Linked DNA regions of Mus musculus: region 1 is linked to region 2. The links are chromatin loops, found by intact Hi-C in ENCODE. Cell type or tissue: heart. All regions are shown on one strand. Each heading gives the region's core, and the rest is flanking DNA. Links, peaks and the distances in the headings are about the cores only.

The links. A loop is a pair of places that touch in the nucleus more often than their neighbours do. Peaks named below come from ENCODE experiments on the same cell type or tissue, not always from the same donor. Only the 100,000 strongest peaks of a DNase experiment are listed, where the experiment ranks them.
Region 1: it touches region 2 in a loop (2.0-fold over the local background); 6 of 42 quality-filtered maps call a loop at or near these places.

Annotation. Positions count from the first base shown.
Region 1 is chr7:24,107,995-24,119,328 of GRCm38, reverse strand. It overlaps Zfp112 (zinc finger protein 112), which reads right to left and starts at 7,009. Exons shown (of 5, transcript NM_021307.2): 1 at 6,893-7,009; 2 at 946-994. The coding sequence starts at 960. In heart, for the core only: no CTCF peak of the experiment used is centred there; DNase peaks (open chromatin) are centred at 6,188, 6,598 and 7,028; H3K4me3 peaks cover 1,552 bases; H3K27ac peaks cover 1,449 bases.
Region 2 is chr7:24,263,660-24,274,993 of GRCm38, reverse strand. Zfp93 (zinc finger protein 93) reads right to left here and starts at 4,576. Exons shown (of 4, transcript NM_009567.4): 1 at 4,313-4,576; 2 at 3,324-3,381; 3 at 1,620-1,746; 4 at 1-260. The coding sequence starts at 3,338. In heart, for the core only: no CTCF peak of the experiment used is centred there; a DNase peak (open chromatin) is centred at 4,533; H3K4me3 peaks cover 1,070 bases; H3K27ac peaks cover 1,060 bases.

The sequences.
Region 1 (11,334 bases), core at 5,939-8,438, 160 kb after region 2:
TTACAGATGGTTGTGAGCCACCATGTGGTTACTGGGAATTGAACTCAGGACCTCTGGAAGAGCAGTCAGTGCTCTTAACCACTGAGCCATCTCTCCAGCCCAAAGCTGTTTTTTAAGTTAGGGTTCTCCATAGGTGGCAACACTAAACTGTGGGATGCCCCCAAAATTTGAAACTGTGTGGGTGGGGAATAGTTTAATACAGTGGGTGGGGTCATCGCAGTTCACTGACAGCATCAGAAGATTTTAAACACACACTGTTTTAACTGGAAATGATGCCCAATTTCATGCCGTACCACAGCAAATGTCGCCAGGAATGTGGCTTTAAATGTCCCTGGCCGGGGGTGGGGGGAGCGGGGGCTGTAAGTAACATAGTGATGCGTGTGGTTTTTAAACTTTTCTCTTTTACATTGTTTATTTACAAAATTAAAATGATGTGTCTGTCTTCACAGCACTCAGGCATATGAGGCAGATGATGGGGCTAGCCCAGACTACATGGTAAGACCCTAGTTCAAAAAGAAAAAAGGAAAAGAAAGAAAGGAAGGAAGGAAGGAAGGAAGGAAGGAAGGAAGGAAGGAAGATAGAAAGGAAGGAAGATTAACTTAATCCCCATAGAGGGAGCGACTCAAACTGAACAGAAAAGAGCAGAGAAGGTGGCTGGGCAGGTAAAGGCACCTGCCCTAAGCCTGGCTACCTGCATTCTATCCCAGAACCAACATGGCAGAAGCCAGGGACTAGGCTCCCGGAAGTTGTCCTCTAACTTCAACAAGCACACCGTGGCATGAGTGCTCATGAATAAACAAATATGTTTTACAATAAACAAAAGAAGAATTTTCTTCGCACCTAATACATACACAGCCCGGTACCTGCTGCCATTCCTCACGGGGTAACAGTGTGACCACTCTGAGGCATGAGGGAACATAACGGCAGAAATGAAAATCAACTCACCTGCAATTTGGTCATTTTCTCCTCCCTTTTTCTAGGAAATGATGGAGACCTGGGAAGGCAGGGCAGAGTGACAGACGCCTTGAGAGAGGGAAAACACACCTTTGTCCAGGTGAGATCAAGATGCCTCTCCCCTCTGCATGCAGCCACATGCACATGCTGCACAGTGGGGCATGCGCACGCATTCTACACACTCCTGGAAGCCCGGGCATGCGCACCACATCCTAGGAGTCCCAGGATGTCCCGCCATAGGCTGTAAGCAGGACCAGCTTTCCCAGCTGCCCTTAGTACATGCTGGCCATCTCCCAGTGTGTTCACTCTTGTCCTAGGAAATGTGGTGAAGGAGGGTGGAGAAATATATTGCTTCCAAGTAGCAGCAATGGACAAAATGCCTGTGTTCAGAACCTGGTGCTGGGCTGTGATGGCTCAGCAGGTAGGGTTGTTTGCTGCCAAGTTTGACGACCTGAGCTTAACCTCCAGGGCCCACATGGAAGGAGAGGACTGGCTCCTGCAGGTTGTCCTCTGATTGTGCTTATGTACACACACACCGCTGGACACGGCCTAGAGCCGCACAGGGAGTTTGTGCTCATCCCATGCCACCGCCAGGGCGGGTGTTGGGCTGCGCGGAAGGGGTAGGAAAGCAGAGTCTGAGATGTGGGAAAGCAGGAGCTGGTTCGGGGATCTCCAGGCTTACTATGAGACCAGGGCCGTGAGTTCTCAGACTCTAGCAGATAGCCCAGGGCAGAGGGAAAGGGGAGTTCTGGCTAGTCCCAGTGGTGATTGTCCTTAGCTTGGCAGAGGCAGGCTTGGTAGCAGCTGTGGCTGGGAGCGCGGAGAGGCCGGCTACTGGAGAATTAAGCTGTTGCGGCTCTGTAGTAGAATGCCTTCTCCATGGCTCCCCATGGTTCTAAACAGTTTATTGGCTGTTCATGGCAGAAAATGGATGTGTAATGTACCATACCCACTTCTCAGGGTGGAACTGAGATTAAATACCTTTTGCAGGGAGGAATGTCTGGGAAATGACGCCTATTGGCTAAGCCCTCCAGGCCTCTAGGTACCACATTAGCATGGAGAACTCTGACCATAGGACACATTTCTTGTGTGTGAGGAGCATGGCACATAACTAAGTGGCAGGGGAGTGGGTGGGGGGGGGGGCAGCTCAGTGGTTAGGAGGTCTTGCTGCCCAAGAATAAGTAACCAAACCTAATCCTTAGCATCCCTGTGAAAAGACATCCCTGACTGTATGCCTCTGGGAGGTGCAGGCAGGACTGCTGGGGCTTGCTGGACACTACTAGCCTTGCTCCAAGTTCAGTGAGAGACTGTCTCAAGAGAATTAAGCAGTGATAGAGCAGGACATCTGATGTTCTCCTCTTGCTCCTGTCGCTGCACTTACATGGGTTTTTGTCCCCAAAATACATATGCATGCATTACACAAATATGCACACAAAAATACCGAGTCTGATTTGGAAGAAGGAACCAGGGCATGTGCACAAAGTGTTAGAGATAGTGTATAATAAACATCAAACGTGTTAGCAACTGATAAAAACCACGCTTGTCACCACTCAAGTTAACAGTGCACACACCAGCCTTTGTCTCTTAACAGTGTATGTATTTAGGTTAGTCATTACAAATCCATACACATCACCTTTTCTACTTTCTAAAAAGGCTACATTCTCTAGCATCCCACCAAGACTGCCCAGGGACAGGGACAAGAGGGGGGCTTCAGTCACACCCATTTTCAAAGAGGTTGAATATATTTGAGTTGAAGGGCACACCCATGACAAACAGGTGATGCTAATTTTTCTCTGCCCATCCCTGCACCAGGCAAGAGGCATGATGGGAACTCTGTACAGTTCCTGTGCCCTAAGATGTGCAGCTTGAATGGGAGACAGGTCTGAGATCAGCATCAGAGACACCAGCAAATTTGGCCCAGCACAAACAATGAACCTGAAGAAGATGTAAAGTTGGTAGTTTCTTGGTAGGTTCTAGAAGTGTGAATGGGATCTAGTGGTTAACAGCATTGTTACGGCCATGGTATCCGCACTGTTTTCAGTGCACTCGTGCGCTGTTCACTGAGAACAGTGCTGAGATCCCTCTGGCCTGTCCGTTGTCCTTCATGTGATGTTCTGTGATTATGCTTTTGGGATTGTCATGTCTAACAGGGCAAACTGTGCAATGGCAGCCACAGGTGACAACAGTCTTGGAGTCTCCTGTGCCTTATACTAACAAAACCACTCTGTGTTCCGCCTTTGTGTTGGTTCTTCTCTTTGTCTATAACGAAATACGGGGATACAAATGACTTATGAGCAGAGAAGCTGTATTTGAGCTCTGTCATGGAGAACTGTCAGGAAGACATAGTGGAGCACATGTGTGCAGATAGATGCCTCATGTTAAGAGTGAACGGGTTTCAGAGTGTGCAATACAGACACACACACATGCACATATATAATACAATATACAATATATACTGATATATTGGTTGGTTGGTTTTTATTTTGTTTAGTTTTGAGACAAAGTCTCACTATGGCTGGCCTAGAACTCACCATGTAGACCAAGCTGGTTTGTAATTCAGAGATCTGCCTGCCTATTCCAAGTACTGGAAATAAAAGGTGTATGCCACCACGACTAGTGCCAACCTGTAATCTTTTTAACCTATGTATTTGATTTATTAGTGTGATAGATGGCTTTAATTATCAACTAGAATCACCTGGAAACATAATCTCAACAATGAATCATCTGTCTTAGTACATGGGCATTATCTATGTGGAATTGTCTTAACTACTTGATATGGGAAGACCCAGGCCACTGTAAGAGGCACCGCTCCCTAGGCAAGGGGTTCTGAACTGGACAAATGTAGAGAAACTAAGCTGAACACAAGCAAGCAAGCAAGCAAGCATGCATGCATGCAGGCATACATTTCTCTCTGCTCTTGATTCTGTGTGTGATGGATCAGCTGCTTCAAGTTCCTGACTTCCCCACAATGATGGACTATAACCTGGAACTCTAAGTTGAAATACATCTTTTTCTCTTTTAGGCTGCTGTTTATCAGAGTATTATCCTAACAGTTGCATCCAGTAACTGCTGATGTGGATGGGGTCCAGGCCACCACTGTATTCCTGTTCCATTTGTCCTCCCTGACTTTATTTCTCTCATTTCTTGACTGCTTCACTAAGGGAATCTATTATTTATTTATTTTTACTATTTCCTTCATTTTATCTCTCTCTCTCTTTTTTTAAAGATTTATTTATTATATGTAAGTACACTGTAGCTGTCTTCAGACACTCCAGAAGAGGGTGTCAGATTTCATTATGGATGGCTGTGAGCCACCATGTGGTTGCCGGGAATTGAACTCAGGACCTTCGGAAGAGCAGTCAGTGCTCCTTAACCTCTGAGCCGTCTGTCCAGCCCTCATTTTATCTCTTAACTTCTTACTCTAGCTCCAGAATTTCTGTTTCTGCTTAGCTGTTGATCTTGCATTGCAACAAACATGTCTTACTTTTCACAGTGTTTTAGTTTGTTAAAACTGAAAGAAGTTTTTTGTTCTGTTTTTTTTCAAGACAGGGTTTCTCTGTGTAGCCCTGGCTGTCCTGAAACTTTCCCTGTAGACCAGGCTGGCCTTGAAGTCAGAGATCCACCTGCCTCTGCCTCCTGAGTGCTGGGATTAAAGGTGTGTGCTACTACCACTCAGCTAAAGTTAAATTGTATTTACTTACTACCTGGCCACATACACACTTACACACATACATACAGCATGTGTATGGGAGGTGGTTCCCTCCTTTCACCACGTGGGTCTTGGGGATTGAACTCGGGGCAGCAGGCTTGGCAGCAGGCTCCTTTACCTGGAGCCGTTTCTAGGGCCCCCGGCATGTTTACTATCACCATTTTAATACTGCTTGTGAAATCCAGAAGTCTTTTTTTTTGGGGGTGGTGGTGGTGGTGTATGTGCTCTGCTATAGATAATAAAATCTCTACCTAAGAAAGATATACATTTTATGCTTTTTCTTTCACACAGGACTGGGGATTGAACCTAGGGCCAGGCACATGTTTGGGTTTTGTTGTTGTTGTTTGTTTTGTTTGTTTGTTTGTTTTGTTTTAATATACAGGTTGAGGACTTCAACAGTGCACTATATATATTAATTTTTATTTACTTTTAAGTATCTGCCTGCTTGTCTAGCTCCCTGGGAACTGGAGTTACAGGTAGCTACGAGTCACCTGTGGGTTCTGGGACTCGAACCTGGGGCCTCTGCAAGCAGAAACAATGCTGATTGTTAATCACCTCTCCATTCCCAATTCCACTGTTTTTTTTTTTTTTTTAAATCTATTTATTTGTGGGTGTGTGTATCTACAACAATTCTCTTCTTCCACCATATGAGTCCTAAGGATCAAATTCAGGACGTCAGGCTTGGTGGCAAGTGCCTTTGCAGGCTGAGCCATTTCAGTATGGCTAGTGCAAATACGATTGTAAAAAATGATTCTGTAGTGTTATCTGCAAATATGATTGTAGAAGTAACTGTAGCGTATACGATTAAGAAAATAAGTAGACTATAAAGAAATATAATTACCTAGGAACACAGGATATAATGATAATAATTTTATATTTTTTGGTACAATCAGTAAATTTTTAACCTATGTTCTAAAAAACAAATTTTATTTTTTTCCTTAAATAGAAGTGATAAAAATAATGATGACTCCACATCCAATAAAGCTCTTTTAAGAGTTATATTTATTAATTTGGATAGAACCCGTACAGCATTTAGTTTTAAATGTTTATATTTCATACTTATTCTTTATGTCCAAGCATTTCTCTATCCCGTCCAGAATTAATTAAAAAATATTAGGGTAACTTCATAAGTGGATCTGCTAATGAGTAAAGAGAGCCTCACTCCTCAGAACAGACAGATTGACAGAAGGATGCTAAGGTCTACCCCTGTGTATTAGTTACTTTTTGTTGCTGTGATCAAACACCATGAATAAGGTGTGGAAGAAAGCGTTTATTTTGGCTTTCAGTTCCATAATAGTAGGGACAGCATGGCAGGTGGCAGACTTGTCAACAGGAGCAAGAAGCTGAGAGCTCCCTTCTGAAACTCAAGCATAGCGAGCAAACACCTTGGAGGCTGACCCCGCCCCATGACGTATTTCTCCAGCAAGGCCACACCAGCCAAACCTCCAGAAACAGCACCCCGCCCTCTAAACTGTGGACCTGGCATCCAAAGGTTGGACCCTACGGGGTCATTTCTCATTCAAACGACTGCACCACTACCACGTTCTCTGATGCCTCTTTCCCCTGCAGCACTTTTTATATAAAGGATTAAGAAGACAACTTGCTCGGAGAAACCGGACTTCAGCTAACACCTCTCCCGGCCCCCGTAAGGCACAGTGGACACTGCACACAAAGCTGGGAACGATTGTCTCAACAAAAACAAAACAAGTCATTAAGGACTTTGATAATGGGGACAGGCTGGGTCCAGAGACCCTACAGCAGGAGCTCTGAGACCATCCGTGGGTCACTAAAGCGTCCAGCTTCTCTGAAATTGGAAAGCACCGATAGTAAATGTCCCATTTCCTACCGCGCGTCAGCAGTTTTGAGCCTTGCAGGAAACTCTAGATCACTCTTGGATAGGTACCAAGGCGTGGTGGAAAGCATGGAGGCAGAGATGGAGAGTCTGAACTCCACTGCTGGGAGATGGCATCGTGACCAGAGCTAGGGAGGCGGCTGGGGGTGCCCATCGCCCAGGAGACCCTCCATCCAGGTGACTGACAGCCCCGGGCCAGGCCTGAGTCAGTGTGTGCAATCGCAGCACACTCGGGCATGCTCTTCCAAAGTAAGTTCACGTTCTACCTTTCCGAGGCAGACTTCCTTACCCAGGATACAAGCCTGGTGGCTATCACCCAGGGCAACCTGAAAAGGATCGCTCACACTCGGGAGGGGTCAGTAAAGGGGAGGGCTCACCTTTCTGAAAGGAACGGAACAAGGCCTCACACACCTGGGGCGGAAGTGACTCTTCCCGCATAGGCAGCCAGGACTACACTTCCCAGAATTCCCGAAGGTTGCGGGGAGAACAGTCTCCTGCAGTCTCCTGCAGAGGATCTTGCACACTGAGGATTCCCAAACTACATTTCCCAACCGGAAGGATGGCCTCTCAGCCCCCCCCCCCCACCTGCAGCGGAAGTTATCTTATCATCCCGGGGATGGGAGGGTCATGAACTACATTTCCCAGAATTTTCAGAGTCCTTGCCTTCCCCGAGCGGAAGTGCCATGGAGTAAGGAAACCGGACTTCAGACTTTTGAAAGTCCTTGGCATACCCTAAGCCAAAAATCTTCGAACCACGATGCTTTCCCTGCTTTCTGTGGAAGATTGGGATAAACAGCGCTTTCCCCAGAGCACGTCAGGGACTGCTTGGGTCTACAGTTCACGGGATCTGCAGGGCCTGCCTTAACCCCAGCGGACCTCCCTTCCAGATCATTTGCATAGTCCTGAGTTTAGGGATTCCCCTTATTATTATTATTATTATTTTTTATATTTTTTATTAGGCATTTTCCTCATTTACATTTCCAATGCTATCCCAAAAGTCCCCCTCCCCCCACTCCCCTACTCACCCACTCCCCCTTTTTGGCCCTGGAGTTCCCCTGTACTGGGGCATATAAAGTTTGCATGTCCAATGGGCCTCTCTTTCCAGTGATGGCCGACTAGGCCATCTTTTGATACATATGCAGCTAGAGTCAAGAGCTCCGGGGTACTGGGTAGTTCATAATGTTGTTCCACCTATAGGGTTGCAGATCCCTTTAGCTCCTTGGCTACTTTCTCTAGCTCCTCCATTGGGAGCCCTGTGATCCATCCAATAGCTGATTGTGAGCATCCACTTCTGTGTTTGCTAGGCCCCGGCATAGTCTCACAAGAGACAGCTATATTAGGGTCCTTTCAGCAAAATCTTGCTAGTTTATGCAATGGTGTCAGGGTTTGGAGGCTGATTATGGGATGGGATTCCCCTTATTTAATTCTGCTGATTATCACTATTCACCTTCAGCTCTCCAACCTCCACTGTCTTTATAAAAATCTTGGAAAAGAAAAGCTTTTCAAACGTGACACTAGGACAAACTCAACGTAACTAATCCCCACCCAGTTCAAGAAGCAATTCTATAAAAAGCATGGAAGCAGGAATGCAGAAAAAGGTAAATCAAGTACAAAGGAACTGAATTAATAATTTTAAATATTTAATGTATGTGTGCGTGTGTGCACATGTGTGCTTGGGCACATGTATATGCACCATTGCGTGTAGTGCCCAAGAAAACTAGAAGAGGACGTCTGTTTCCCACCTCCCTCCCCCATAACTTGACTTTACAAACCCGTTAGCCAACTGACGTGGGTGCCGGGTCCTCTACAAAAGTGGTGCGTGCTTTTAACAGCAGAGTGAGCCCATCAACAACCTAAGTTTGGATTTTCAAAAAGGATTTATGTGTATGAATTTGCATGTATGTGGAAGACAGAGGGCAGCTTGCAAAAGTCAGTTCTTTCTCTCCCACCATGTGGGTCATGGGGATCAAAATCAGATGGTCAGGACTGAAAGCAAACATCCTTAGCTGCTGAGCCATCTCACCAGTTCAAAATAAAGCTATTTAGCAAATGATAGAAATTACTCAACCATTTGCTTAATCAGTAATCTATTTTATAGTATAACTCTTGGGACCCATCAACTATTACCTAGTAACTGTGGCAAGACATATGGGTTATTTATACATTTAACAAGGCTAAATAGCCAAAACCAGATGCACATGGGCATATACCCACAGTCACTTAGATCCTCCAAAGTCTTTAAACTTTCATCAATTCCACTGCCAAACAACCATTTTCAGCATTTACTAAACAATTTCCTTTGCTCAACCAAACCTTGACGTATTCAGAGGTCTAACTTGTAGCCATTTCCACTTCATATTAATTTATACCAGCATGGTTCCTTCAAGATTTCAAGTGACCACTGAAATTCATACACTTAAGCAGATGTTGGGGGGCACACACACTTTTTTTTTTTTTTTTTCTCGAGACAGGGTTTCTCTGTATAGCCTTGGCTGTCCTGGAACTCACTCTGTAGATCAGGCTGGCCTCGAACTCAGAAATCTGCCTGCTTCTGCTTCCCAAGTGCTGGGATTAAAGGTGTGTGCCACCACCACCCGGCGGGGTACACACTTTTAAGCCCAGCACTTGGAAGGCTGAGTCAGGCAGACCTCTGTGAGTTCAAATCCAACCTGATCTACATGGTGAGTTCCAAACCACCCATGGCTACAGGGAGATTCTGAATCAAAGAATGACCAAAACCCAGACAAACCAACCCAACATAAGTTCTTCTTTCTAACGCTGGTTTTGTATCTATAAATTAGTGGGGTGGGCAGCAAAGTCTATTTTATCCCAGACTTTCAAGCCTTCAACAAAGTCAAAGTGTGGAGAACCTTTGCTGTTTTCTTATCTGAATTCAGAATGATCCTGCTTCTGGACACAGCCCAGTTCAGAATGTCCCTCACTGCCAGGTATACTAAATTCTGTCAGAGGGCTCTTTAAGGCAGTGGTTCTCAACTTTTCTAATACAACCCCTCATGTTCTTTTTCTGGTGACCTCCCAACTGTTGAGGTTTGGTCTGTTGCTATGAATTGTAATACTAAATTCTGTACCTGAAGGTCTGGTTGCTTATGAGTGAGTCCTCACGTTTACCAGCTTTTGTTGTGCAAGCCTTGTTCCCTAATTTAAAACTATTGGTTAAATAGAAATGGCACAGCCAACTACTGGAGGGATGAGAGGTAGGTGGATTCTCAGTTACCTGGTTGGAGGTTGCAAAGGAGAGATAAAGAGTGGACACGGGTGGGATGGGGAGGAGGGGTGAGAAGGAAAGGAGATGGATCATGAGCACATGGTCAGGAGAAACAGCAAGTATTTGTGGTATACTACTGGGGACATAGCCAGGCCAGCAGTTAGAAAAATAGATTGGGGTAAACCATTTTCATTGCTACTTTATAACTTCACTATTATGAGTCATAAATGTGTTTTCCAATAGTCAGAGGTAACTCCCCTCCCCTGATGGAGGTCACGACTCACAGGTTGAGAACCACTTCTCTAGAGTCATCTCGTACCTTTAGCAGGTAGTACTCTCAGCTTCTTTCCCCTACTTCGGGGAATTCACGTCTAAGTTACAGGGCATGGTTTTCACTAGGTAGACTATGTCTTGCAGAAACCATGTTCATACAAATGAATGTAAAGCCAGACAAATTACAGATCAGAACTCTGATTTCAAGGTTTTGAAATTGTTTCAAAGGAATCTTCCCTGGCCCTTCATCTCAATTTTCAGTCTCCTTTAAAGAATGATCGTTCTAGCAGGGTGGTAACAAGCCTTTAATCCCAACACTCAGAAGGCAGAAGGCAGATCTTGCATCCTGGTCTACTTAGGCACACTTGCTTTTGCAGAGGACCTGGACTCAATTCCTAGCCCTCACAAGGGGTGGATCACAATGATCTGTGATTGTCTGAGGGTATATGATACTCTCTTCTGACTTACATGGGTACCAGGCATATGCATGATGCAAACATACCTGTGAGCAAAACACTTATACATGTAGGATGAGTATGCCTTTAAAAAAATTAGGCCATGTGTGGTAGTTCCGGCCTTTAATCCTAGCAATTGGAAGACAGAGATAGAGGCAGGTGGATCTTCAAGGCTATCAAGGCCAGTCTGATCAACAGAGTGAGTTATAGGACAGTCAGGGCTATACAGGGCTACAAAATGCTGTAGTGAGCATTATGGCTTCTTTGAACACAGAAATATGGGAATATGTTTTCACTTTAATCCCAGGTGTGGGATATGGCGCTACTTCATATTGTCCATAGCAGCTGACTATGATTTGCCTCATGCTCTAGCAGGGGTGTGATTTTGCCAACTACAGATAGTCTTGGCAGTTGCATGAAATTTGGAATCTGGGAATTTCTCAGAGTGTATACAAATGAATCAATCAGAGAACCAATTCCCATTAAGTTGCCCTATTAACTCCATAGATGTACAACAGCATGTGTACTCCTCCACCATAAATAAAAAGGGAATGGACCACCTCAAAAGATAGCTGCAAAGCTTGCCTGAAGAATTTATTCCTGGATTTTTAATTTTTTGTGTGTATGTATGAGTGCTTTGCTTGCATGTAAGTCTATGTACATGTGTACTTGATGCCCAAGGTCGTCAGAAGAGTGCTGTATCCCCTAGAACTGCAGTTATGGTTGTGAGCCACCAGTTCCTTGCTGGGAACTGAATCCAGCAAGAGCAGCAAGTGCTCTTACCCACTGGGCCACCTTCCTAGCCCTCATTCTTATACTTATGACAGCACCTCGCCAAAACACCATGCTCACTCTGAAAACTCTA
Region 2 (11,334 bases), core at 3,384-5,883:
GGAATGATTGCTTGGGAGATTCTCCAGACAGCCGTCATCCTCGGGGGCCTGAGAAGGCTGCTCTGCTCCCCAGTGGCAGGAGGAGTGGCACTGCTCCAGGAGGTGAGGACCCTTTCCTGGAGTGTTTATTCCATCTTCTGGAGCTCTGGCTAGTTTGTTGACATCATGGCTGGTCATTTGCCAACATGGAAGCTGCCCCAATGGAAGGCACCTTATTCCTGTTGTGTCAAGAGGCGCCATCTTATTTGGACTCTGGCATCCTGAAAGAATAGAGAACAGAAGATGATATCAGCAAGGATGAGGACATCAAAGTTGGCCAGTCCTCATTTCTTTCTGGAAATATTAACTAGAGATCAGTGTCAAAGGTGAATGTCTGAAAGCTCTAAGGAACAAAGAGCTAAAACCAAGAACAATCAACACTTGGCCATGGCGGGAAATTTGGGGTGAGCCTGGGAGTGAAGGCTCAAGGCTACCTTAGCCCGTGCTGAGCACCTGACTCGAAGAGCCTATGTGTAGCTGTGCAGAAGGATAATGGGAAGGAAGCACTAACTCTGTGGTAACAAGTGTGGTGGTGCTCAGACACCAGCGGAGGCAGGTGCAGAATGGAGAGAGTGAGGGTGAGACACATGAAAAGCAGGGTCTGTGAGGGCTCCCCAGCAGACAAATGCAGAGAGGGAGGAAGGGTGGGGAAGAGAGAGAGAGAGAGAGAGTGAGAGTGAGAGAGAGAGAGAGACAGAGACAAACACTCATACACAGAAAGACAGAGGAAGAGAGAGAGAGAGACAGACAAAGACAGAGAGACAGACAGACACAAACACACATATATACAGTGAGACAGAGAGAGGGAGAGACAGACAGAGACAGACAGATAGACACAAACCTATATACATAAAGAGAGACAGGGAGAGGGAGACAGACACAGACAGACAAAGACAGAGAGACAGACAGACATAAACATACATACAGACACAAACACACATATATACGGAGAGACAGAGAGAGACAGACAGACAAAAACACACATACACACAGAGATAGAGAGGGAGAGGCAGAGAGACAGAGACAGGAATTCCACCAGGGAAGAGCACTGTGTGGCCAGAGAGATGCAAAGGACAACACCTGAGACACACATATCGAAGCAGGAAAAGAAATAGAGATGAGCAGGGTTGGAGTGCAAGGCCCCAGGAGCACGCAGTTTGTCAGACACAGTCGACAAAGCTGCTACCCTAGTGCTTAGGAAACTTAGATAGGAGAATCAAATTTCTGGGCAAGCCTAGGCTATATAGCAAGACCTTGCCACAAAACAAAAAATAAAGTAGAGGCTAGAGATGTGGCTCAGCCATACAGAGCACTGGCTGCCCTTCCAGAGGACCCAGGGTGTGTGTGCAGCACCCACATGCTGGCTCACAACCATCTGTAAGTCCAGGTCCAGGGGATTTAATGCCCTCTTCTGGCCTCTGTGGGCATCATGAGTGAATGTGGCACAGACACACACGCAGACAAAACACTCACGTGTACATAAAATACAAAATAAGTAACCTAAAAGGGAAGCAGTGGCGTGCAACAGACACACGGGTGTGAACTCTGACATCACCAAGGACACAGGGCCCCGTCCTCACCCACTGCCAGGAGGTTCCTGAAGTTCTCCAGCATCACATCGTGGTACAGCTTCCTCTGAGCAGCGTCCAGCAGCCCCAGCTCCTCCTCGCTGAAGACAACAGCCACATCCCTGAAGGTCACCATCTCCTGTGACGGCAAGCACATGCCACCTCAGATTCATTCCCAATGCCACTAGGACCTGAGCAACTGCTTACACAGAGCCTGTTGTCTTAGGGCTTCTATTGCTGGGACAAAACACCATGACCAAAAGGCAAGTTGGGCAGGGAAGTTTGCTAGGCTTACACTTCCATATTCCTGTTCACTATTGCAGGAAGTCAGGATGGGAACTCAGGCAGTGCTGGATCCTGGAGGCAGAAACTAATGCACATGCCATAGAGGGGTGGTGCTTACTGGCTTGCTCAACCTGCTTTCTTATAGAATCCAGGACCATCAGCCTGGGGATGGCACCAACTACAGTGGGTTGGGCCCTCCAACATTGATGACTAATTAAGAAAATGCCTTAGCTGGATCTTATAAAAGCATTTGCTCAACTGACATTCCTTCCTCTCCCAATGCCCCTGAAGGGATAAAATGAGACCACAGAAAGGACCCAGAACACTGTATGATATGCACATATGCATTAAGCAGCCAATATATGTCCAACAACACTATCATCATTGTCTGCATGTTGACACTCATGGCCACACAGTGTTCCATAAAGGTTGCATTACACACACACACACACACACACACACACACACACACACACACACACACAAATATATATATGTGTGTATATTATATATATGACATGGTGTTCAGCCATGTAAATATATATTATATATATGTAGTTTATATAACATATATTGACTATAATGTACTGTCCATTTACAAACAGTAAATTTAAAACAAAAATCTAATTAAGTAAGTGAAAGTTTCAGACAAACTGCCATTTTTAATCATTTTCCAAAGTACTGAAGATTTTTTAAAAAATACTGAAGATTTTTCAAAAGTGTACATTTTAGGACAGAATACAGAGAATCAGGGATACCTGGTGACTACAAATTACGTGTGAAAATCACCACTGTTGTTAACAAAACAAGCGTGTAGTCCCTGGAGCTGAGGGTACTGTGTAGCTGGGGAGCTTGGCTGAACTCCATGTAAAATACCCGTGCATTTGTATTCATGCTGCAGTTTCCTGAATCATGGCTCCTGGGTGCTCAGCGGTGTCTAATAAATGCGCTGAGTTTCAGGGCTGCTGGGGAGTCTCCATCAGAGCACACAGCTCATTCGATCCCAGCTTGTCTGTACATGTGTCTGTGTGTCTGTCCTTTCTTCATTCCTCCATCATCTGAGTTGGGTCAACCACAGAAGCTGTGCGGAAGCCAGACGCTCCCTGGTTGTTCAGGATATGAATGCTCAGGAAGTCCAATGCAGGAAATGAGAGTGACCAGTTTTCTGTGTGCATGTGTGTACACATGTGTGCATGCATGTGAGTGTACATATGTACACAAGGGTACACATGCATGTACAGGCTACAGCCCAACCTCTGGTGTCCTTCCTCAGGTGCTGTCTAGGGTTTTTGTTTGTTTTGGGAACAGGGTCCTTCCGTGGCCTGGACCTTGTCAAATAGGCTACGGTGGCTGCAGAGCACTTGCCCAGCATGCAGGGGTCCTGTTTCCAATCCCTAGCACTGTGGGGATGGGGGAAGCAACCCGACTTACCTGTAACTTGGTCATTGTTCTCTTCTCTTTGAGACAAGGCAGGGCTCTGGGAAGCAAGCTGGGGGAAGAGGGGCTTCGTGAGAACACTGCTAGGACAGTTGGTCCACATGGCTTCCTCAGCTTCTCCATCAGCCCCAAGGGCTGTGCGCGCTGACCAGGCTTTTCTGCCTACTTCCCACTAATTGGTAGTGTAAGACTCTGGGTTAAAGTTAAGGGGCCACCCATGCCTCACCTCGCTCACCGCAGCGGGTTAGAAAAGGCCACATTTTCTATTTCTGGCAGCTTGTGTGTGTGCATGTGGGGGGTGGGGTGGGGGGTGCTGGGCACTCTTACCTTCACAAGGCTGCCTGTAGTGATGGGTTTTCCAGAAAAACAAATCTTCACTAAGCTCTGAACTCTATGATGCGTGCTGTGTCATGACTGACTACCACTCTCAGAAAGATCTATCAATTGTGACAGCTATCTTACATATTATTGTTTCCATACATGGAAATGATAGAGTCCTCTTTTGTATCTCCCTCTAAAAGACTTAATTACTAGTAAACATTGTTCATTTACAAGAGCCGCCACAAAGTCCAAAGTCTCTTTTCCCACAGGCATGAAAATAATGACCAATTAAAAAACAAAACAAAACAATAACAAAAAACGCTAAACCCTCTCCAAGGAATGGGGAGTTTGAGCCTACAAGATGGCTCAGCGGGTAAAGGAAACTGCCACTGAGTCTAACCTGCTGAGTTTGAGTCTCTGGGTACCATTAAGTTGACTCCCACAAGTTGTCTTTTGACTTCTTTTCTTTCTTTCTTTCTTTCTTTCTTTCTTTCTTTCTTTCTTTCTTTCTTTCTTTCTTTCTCTCTCTCTCTCTCTCTCTTTCTTCTAATTATTAAATACATTTATTTAATAACTTTAACAAAATAAAAATATTGTTTATTTAAATAAATAAATAAATAAATAAATAGGGGTGGAATCACATAAAAAGTAAAGTTGCATACCACTTAAGGATTCAGGACATGGGCCATCTCTCATCATAGCTCCCCTGCCAGGCTCCCCTGGGAAGCTAGCCTCTCCTGGGGCTCTGCAAGGGGCTGAGGTGTGTCAGTGTAGGGCAGCCCCGCCTCAGGCAGAGCCCAGCGAGAGAGGACCTGGATGCCGGGCTTGTTCCTGGGCCGCAGATGCGGTCACTGAGGGGATACATCAGGAGCACAGGCGCAAAGGAAATGCAGAGCGATGGCCCAGGTTTTCACCTCACAGGAAGCACTCACAAACATCCTCCCCTCCCGGGAGCGGAAACGACCTTGACCACTACTGGCGTTGGAACTACAATTCCCAGAATTCCTCAGTGGCTGCACTCTCTGGGGACTATATTCCCCGGAATGGCAAAGCTTCGGTGAACCTTTTTAACTAAGGGGATTCCTTTTGGTAGGTCGCTCTTCTGTGTTGCTTTTCGGTTTATTCATTTCTGAAATTCCATGAAAGTCAACTGTGGATACTTCTTTGTTTTTGTTGTTGTTTTGTTTTTCCGAGGCAGGGTTTCTCTGTGTAGCCCTGGCTGTCCTGGAACTCCCCCAGTAGTCCAGGCTGGCCTCGAACTGACAGATCTGTCTGCCTCTGCCTCCCAAGTGCTGTGATTAAAGGAGAGGGCCAGCAGATCTTGCTGTGGATACATTTTTTTTTAAAATTGAGATCCCATACTGTATTACATTATAAAAGCTAACAGGGAAACTGCACAGCTGCAGTTGCCTAATTAGGCAGCAGAGTCAGAGTTTCTGCATAGAAACCCCCTATGAGGGGTGGGGGACCGGCTCAGTTGTAGAGCACTGCCCAGAATCCCCTAGTGAGGGGCTGTGGGAGTGACCTGGTGGTAGAACATGGGCTATCTGGGCCACTCTTCTGTTGCTGTGAAGGGACATCATGACCAAGGCAACGCTTATAAAAGGAAACATTTAATTAGAGGCTTGCGTACACTTTTAGGGGTTTAGTGCATTATCATGGCAAGAGCATGGCAGCAGCGGGCATGGGAGGGAGAGTTAAATCCTCATCCATACTGGAGAGACAAAGAGACACATGTGCTCTTAAAATCTCTAGCCATGCCCAGTGATATACTTTCACCATCAAGGCCATACCTCCTGTCTTTCAAATCCTTTCAATGAGTTCTACTCCCTGGTGACTAAGCATTTTAACATGAGCCTGTGGGGGGCGTTCTCACTCAAACCACAACCTGCCCAGCATCCTCCAGTGGGGGCTTGATCCTTGACCTTCAGAGCCCTGGAGCTGTCAGAAAGAACTCTTTATCTGAGATACAGCCTGGGGGAGTCCGTGGGAGCAGCATAGGTCTGAACCACAGATGGACCTGGGTCATGAAGGACAGCCCGACCTAGACCTAGAGGGGAAGGAGGAGAAGCAAGTCATTCACAAGTCAAGTTTAGTAAAGACGTTCAAAATATTGGTTACAGTATAAACAAACAAACAACAGCAAAAGCTCTGTCCCCACAGAATGTCAGGGCCCATAATTCCAATTGCACACATTTCAGTTCACTGTACTAGGCTAATAAATATAAGATGCTGACTGAAGGCCCCTTTCAGGAATACTGAGGAACACAAATCAATATGAATGCAGGTTGGAGACGGGTGAGCATTTTCAAATGAGTCTTACTTACAGGGCCCCTCTCCACTTGCACCGGAAATGGCTGAGTCCTGAGCACATGCAGCTCTGCACCTCAGATACAGAGGGGCTTCCTGTGAGAAAGGGACGCGTAGGTCAACGACGGTTCTGCCAGTCACCAACGTTGGTTAAATCCTTTCCTGCAGCCTTTCTCTGTAGACTTGGATGGATGCTGAGATTTCCCTGCCAGTGTCCTGTTGTAGATGGCGCTGGTGCTGTTTGTATTTTGATGCTAATTCTGCTCTCCTGGGAGGGGTTGCGGACAAGGAGTGAGTCATACACTCAGGCTTCTTGTGAATCAATCCCCTAATGAATAAAGGAGTCAATCACTGAGCAAGTAGGGGCGACTTCCAGGATGCACGGAGGAAGAGAGGAAGCAGGAGAGTTTGGTCTTTTTCGACAGGGATAGTGTGAGGACAAGATGTAATTACTAGTGTCTCCTGGTTTCAATGGCGGATCCGTCAGGATTCGCAACCGGAGGATTTAGATTTAATATGGCGTACAAGATTTTAGCTGCTGTGCCCAGTGATTGAGTTACAATTTTTTTTTTCTGAACTAAGTTTGTGTTGCATTTTCCTTCTTGTGGCAGCTCGTCTGGGTTCAAAAGAGAAAGGTACGAAGGCAAAGCGTGGGTTTGCCAGATGTGCACCACAAAGGCCGTGTGGGTTTTGAAGCATAGGGTTGGTATAGTAGCAACCCGCCAGTGGGAACTTAGCAAGCTGGGTGGAGAGATTTTGGAGCTCTGACTCAGAGAGTCTCCAGGAGTTAAGAACTGGCTGGTGGGACTGCTGGGGCTGAGAGTAGCTGGGAGAAGTGCGGAAGCTTGGCGTTCATTTTATATTTCCCGCAACAATGATAGGGCAATTTTCCACTCGTCTGTGATTTCTGACATTTGTAAAGAATCTCCCAGCTGAGCATTGGTGCCACAAGCCTTTAATCCTGCACCCGGGAGGAAGAGACAGGTAGATTTCTGAGTTCAAGGCTAGCCTGGTCTACAGAGCACATTCCAGAGCAGCCAGATCGACAGCTGTCTTGAGAAAATAAAAGAAAATTAAAAAAAAAAAAAAAAAGAAAGAAAGAAAGAAAGAAAAGAAAAGAATTGATTTCCCATAGAGAACCTTGTCTATAGGATGAGATTTTTTCTAACTCAGCTATCTCCCGAAATAATTGAGACAGAGCCCTATAGACTTATTCCACAAGCTTTAAGCACAATAACTGAGCAGATATTCCTAACCCTCTATGCTGTCTTAGCTGTTTCCCAGCCACACACACGTTACTTGCATTTAGTCTCACCTTAGCTTTCTCTGCTCTGTCTGTCTGTCCTCAAGGAGCACTCCCTTGGCAAATCTGCCTCATGCCTGACATCATGGTGACTCTGTTCATCTTCTTCACCTGACCTGTGGCCCTCTTCTTCCTCCTCCTCCTCTCTCTCAGGTCCCTGGCTTGGATCGGAAGTTCAGCCTAATCACTGAACTAATCACTGACTGTTCAGCATTTTCTTAGCCAATCAGAAATAACCGGGCCACATTCTTTACATCACATTGATACAGGAGATGCTGAGAAAAGTTGCTAACAGGGAGTGGAAGTAGCTCAGAAGAAAGAAGTTTGTCGCAGTCAATAAAGATGAAAAATGAATTGGAGATCTGAAGACAGCTTTGACATCAGCCATGGAGATGCAGAGTTTGGAGTTTGCCCAGCTGGTTTCAAGTCTTTCTTTGGGGATTACAGTTAAGTAATTGGATGACTCTCAGAAGAGACCTTAAGCTTTGGGCTTTTAACATTGTTGACACTGCTATAGATTATGGGGACTCTAGAAGTTGACTAATTGTATTTTGCATTATATTGTGTTTAGTTATGGCCTCCAATGGACTCATATGTTTGAACAAGCCTATGGGGGCCAGGGAATGGAATGTTATGGTTTGTATATGCTTGGCCCAGGGAGTGGCACTATTAGAAGGTCTAGTCCTGTTGGAGTAGGTTGGCCCTATTGGAGTAGGCATGTCACTGTGGGTGTGGGCTTTAAGACCCTCATTCTAGCTGCCTGGAAGCCAGTATTCTACTAGCAGCCTTCAGATGAAAATATAGAACTCTCAGCTCCTCCTGCACTATGACTGCTTGGATGCTGCCATGTTCCCACCTTGATGATAATGGACTGAATCTCTGAACCTGTAAGCCAGCTCCATTTAAATGTTTTCCTTATAAGAGTTGCCTTGGCCATGGTGTCTGTTCACAGCAGTAAAACCCTAACTAAGACAAGGGCCAAACCTAGTCAAACCACCACATTTCACACCCTGGCCACCATAGGATTGTAGCCATTATAATGCAAAAATGCATTTTTTTCCAAGTTCAAAAATCCCACAGTCTACCACAATCTCAATGTTTAAAATTTCAAAGTTTACAGTCTCCTTTGAGATTCATGCAATCTTTCTTTTTTTTTAAAGATTTATTTATTTATTTATTTATTTATTATATATAAATATGCTGTAGCTGTCTTCAGACACTCCAGAAGAGGGAGTCAGATCTCGTTATGGATGGTTGTGAGCCACCATGTGGTTGCTGGGATTTGAACTCAGGACCTTCGGAAGAGCAGTCAGGTGCTCTTACCCACTGAGCCATCTCACCAGCCCCTCATGCAATCTCTTAACTAATCCCCTATAACATGAAAATCCAGAAGCAGACCATGTTTCCACCATCACAGGATATACATTGCCATTCCAAAATGCCATAGTGAGGAACTACCTGACCAAAGCAAGACCAAAAATCAGCTGGAAAAACTCCAAACTCTGTTCTGATGTCCAACTCCTTTCAGGTTTGTTGACTACTACATAATTCTTTCTCTTGGGCTGGATCCACTCTGTGCTATTAGCTTCCCTCAGCAAGTATCCCATGGTTCTGGCATCTCTAACATCATGGGGTCTCCAAAGCGACTTCAGTTTCATAGCTTCTTGTTCCAATGTCCGAATCCACACATGATCTTCCAGGCTCCTCCAAAGTGCTTGGGTCACTTTTCCAGCTCAGGCCTCCACGGCACTCAAGGCTCTGGTTGACTCCACTCGACTGCTGCTGCTATTGTTGTTGGTCATCCATGGCACTGGTATCCCCAAGACACTGGTGTCTTTCCCTGAAACTAGATTGCACTTTCATCAATAGCCTCTCATAGGCCTCCTTCATGGTTCAAAACCTTGACTTCTTTGAATGACCCCTTCAGTCCTGGGCCTTCAACTGTCACTGAGGCTGTACCTTCACCAATGGCCTTTCCTGGCCCCTCACAGTGCCAAGCCTCAGTTGTTCCCCATGACCCCTCATGCCTTCAAGTCCAGTACCACTTGTGTGGTTCTTACACATTACCCAGTCTGACTGCCAGTAGGATGTTATCTCTGGAACATGATTTCTTTGTGCTCTCAGAAAAAACTTCCCAGATTTCACCTCAGTGATGCTGGTCTCTTTGTAATCACTGCTAATTTCTTAGTGCCAGCTAATCAGTATCACTTATTGTCCCAGTAGTTCCTTCTATTCTAGACTCCAAAGCCAGAGCTCCATGGCCAAAGCTGCCAAGTTCTTCTGCTTTCTGGGGCTGGAACATGGCCTCCTTCTTCTATTACATCTTTATTATTTTTTGAAGAATCCCATTACTGCCTAATTATGGCTTTCCTGGTACTTGTTCTGTAGATTTATTGTGAACTTAGAGATCTGCATGTGTCTATCTCCTAACAGCTTGAATTAACAGCCTGTACAACCACGCCTCGACTTAAGCTTTTCTTTACCTGGAACTTGCTCTGTACTGGTTGGTCTTGAACTCTTGATCTGTTCTTGATCTGCCTGCCTCTGTGTCCTGAGGTTAAAGGCATACACCTGCATGTCTTGACCTAAGCTTTTCATGGCCACTATGTCTAAAGATCCAGACTGAAAGTGTGTGTCTTCCAGCATCAACTTCTAGATCACAGGTGTGCTCTCACTTTTTGGATTGTAGTTCATTCCAGACTAAAGGTTCAAATTAAAACAATAATCAGGTAATAATAACACCTAACATGATATAACTACATCTTGTTCAACTGCAAATGCATATACAATAAGCTTAGGTGGGTGGGATCTTGCCCCAAGGTCACCACTTCCTTAATTCCATTTAATATCCTTGAACACAGGATTTAGCTCCACTCCAATTTCTGGTGCCCCTTTATTATTTGAACAAACATTTTTGTATTTCTCCTTTCCTGGCTTGATCAGAAACCTGTTCATAAGAGTGAACCACATGATAAAGTCTAAACTACATTGTTTTGAGATTTCCTTTCAATTTCTTCATCTTAGCCTGAGGCAGACTCTTCATAAAAGGTGGGGGGTAGGGGGGGGTCACATTCTTCACCAAAACATCACAAGGACTGTCTCTAGGCCACATACTAAATTTTTTCTCCCCAGAAACATCTGAAGTCAGGAGCACACAGTTCAAATCATCCTTAGCACCACTATCTCCCATGCTTATAATGGTATGGTCCATCAAATCTTACTTAAAACATTCCACTGCTTTCCAAATTCCCAAAGCCCTCATTCTTTTTAAACAAAAGCATGGTCACCTGGTACCGTCCTCGGTCTTAGTTTGGGTTTTCCTGCTGTGAACAGACATCATGATGAAGGCAACTCATATAAAGAAAACATTTAATTGGGGCTGGCTTACATTTTCAGAGGTTCAGTCCATTATCATCATGGCAGGAAGCATGGCAGCCTGCAGGCAGACATGTACTGGAGAAGGAGCTGAGTTCTACATCTTGATCTGCAGGTAGTAAAAGGTCACTGTCATCCACAGACAGACAGACAGACAGATGGAAGCTCTCTTCTGCTCTGGGTGGAACCTGAGCATGAGACCTCAAAGCCCACCCCCACAGTGACACACTGCCTCCAACACAGCTGGTCCTAATAGTTCCATTCCCTTTGAGCCATGCATTCAAACCTATTAAAACCGCCACAATAGCCAAACTGTCATAATTCTCACCCATGCCATATGAAACGCTGGCACGATGAGCCCTGAAGATTTAGTAGCCAATGAGCTATCTCAAGTTCTGGCTGGAGACATTTTCATGTCTCAGCCAATCTAAGAGCTAATTCCCTTGCAGACGGACCAGTATTGTGTGTTACCTGTTGTTGGTCCTCTTGATTTCTTTCTTTATGTCTGCAGCAATATCTTCAGGGGTGTCCCTTGTCAAGTCTGATTTTTATAAATTTGGATGGAATCCAGTTTGTTTTCTCCCATTGAAACAAATAAAAAAACCTCTTCCCTGATTTTTTCTGTCTTTCACTCTGAGTTTAGGGCATATTAAGATATAAACAAGCCGATTCCATTCAGCACGTTTTTCAATCATC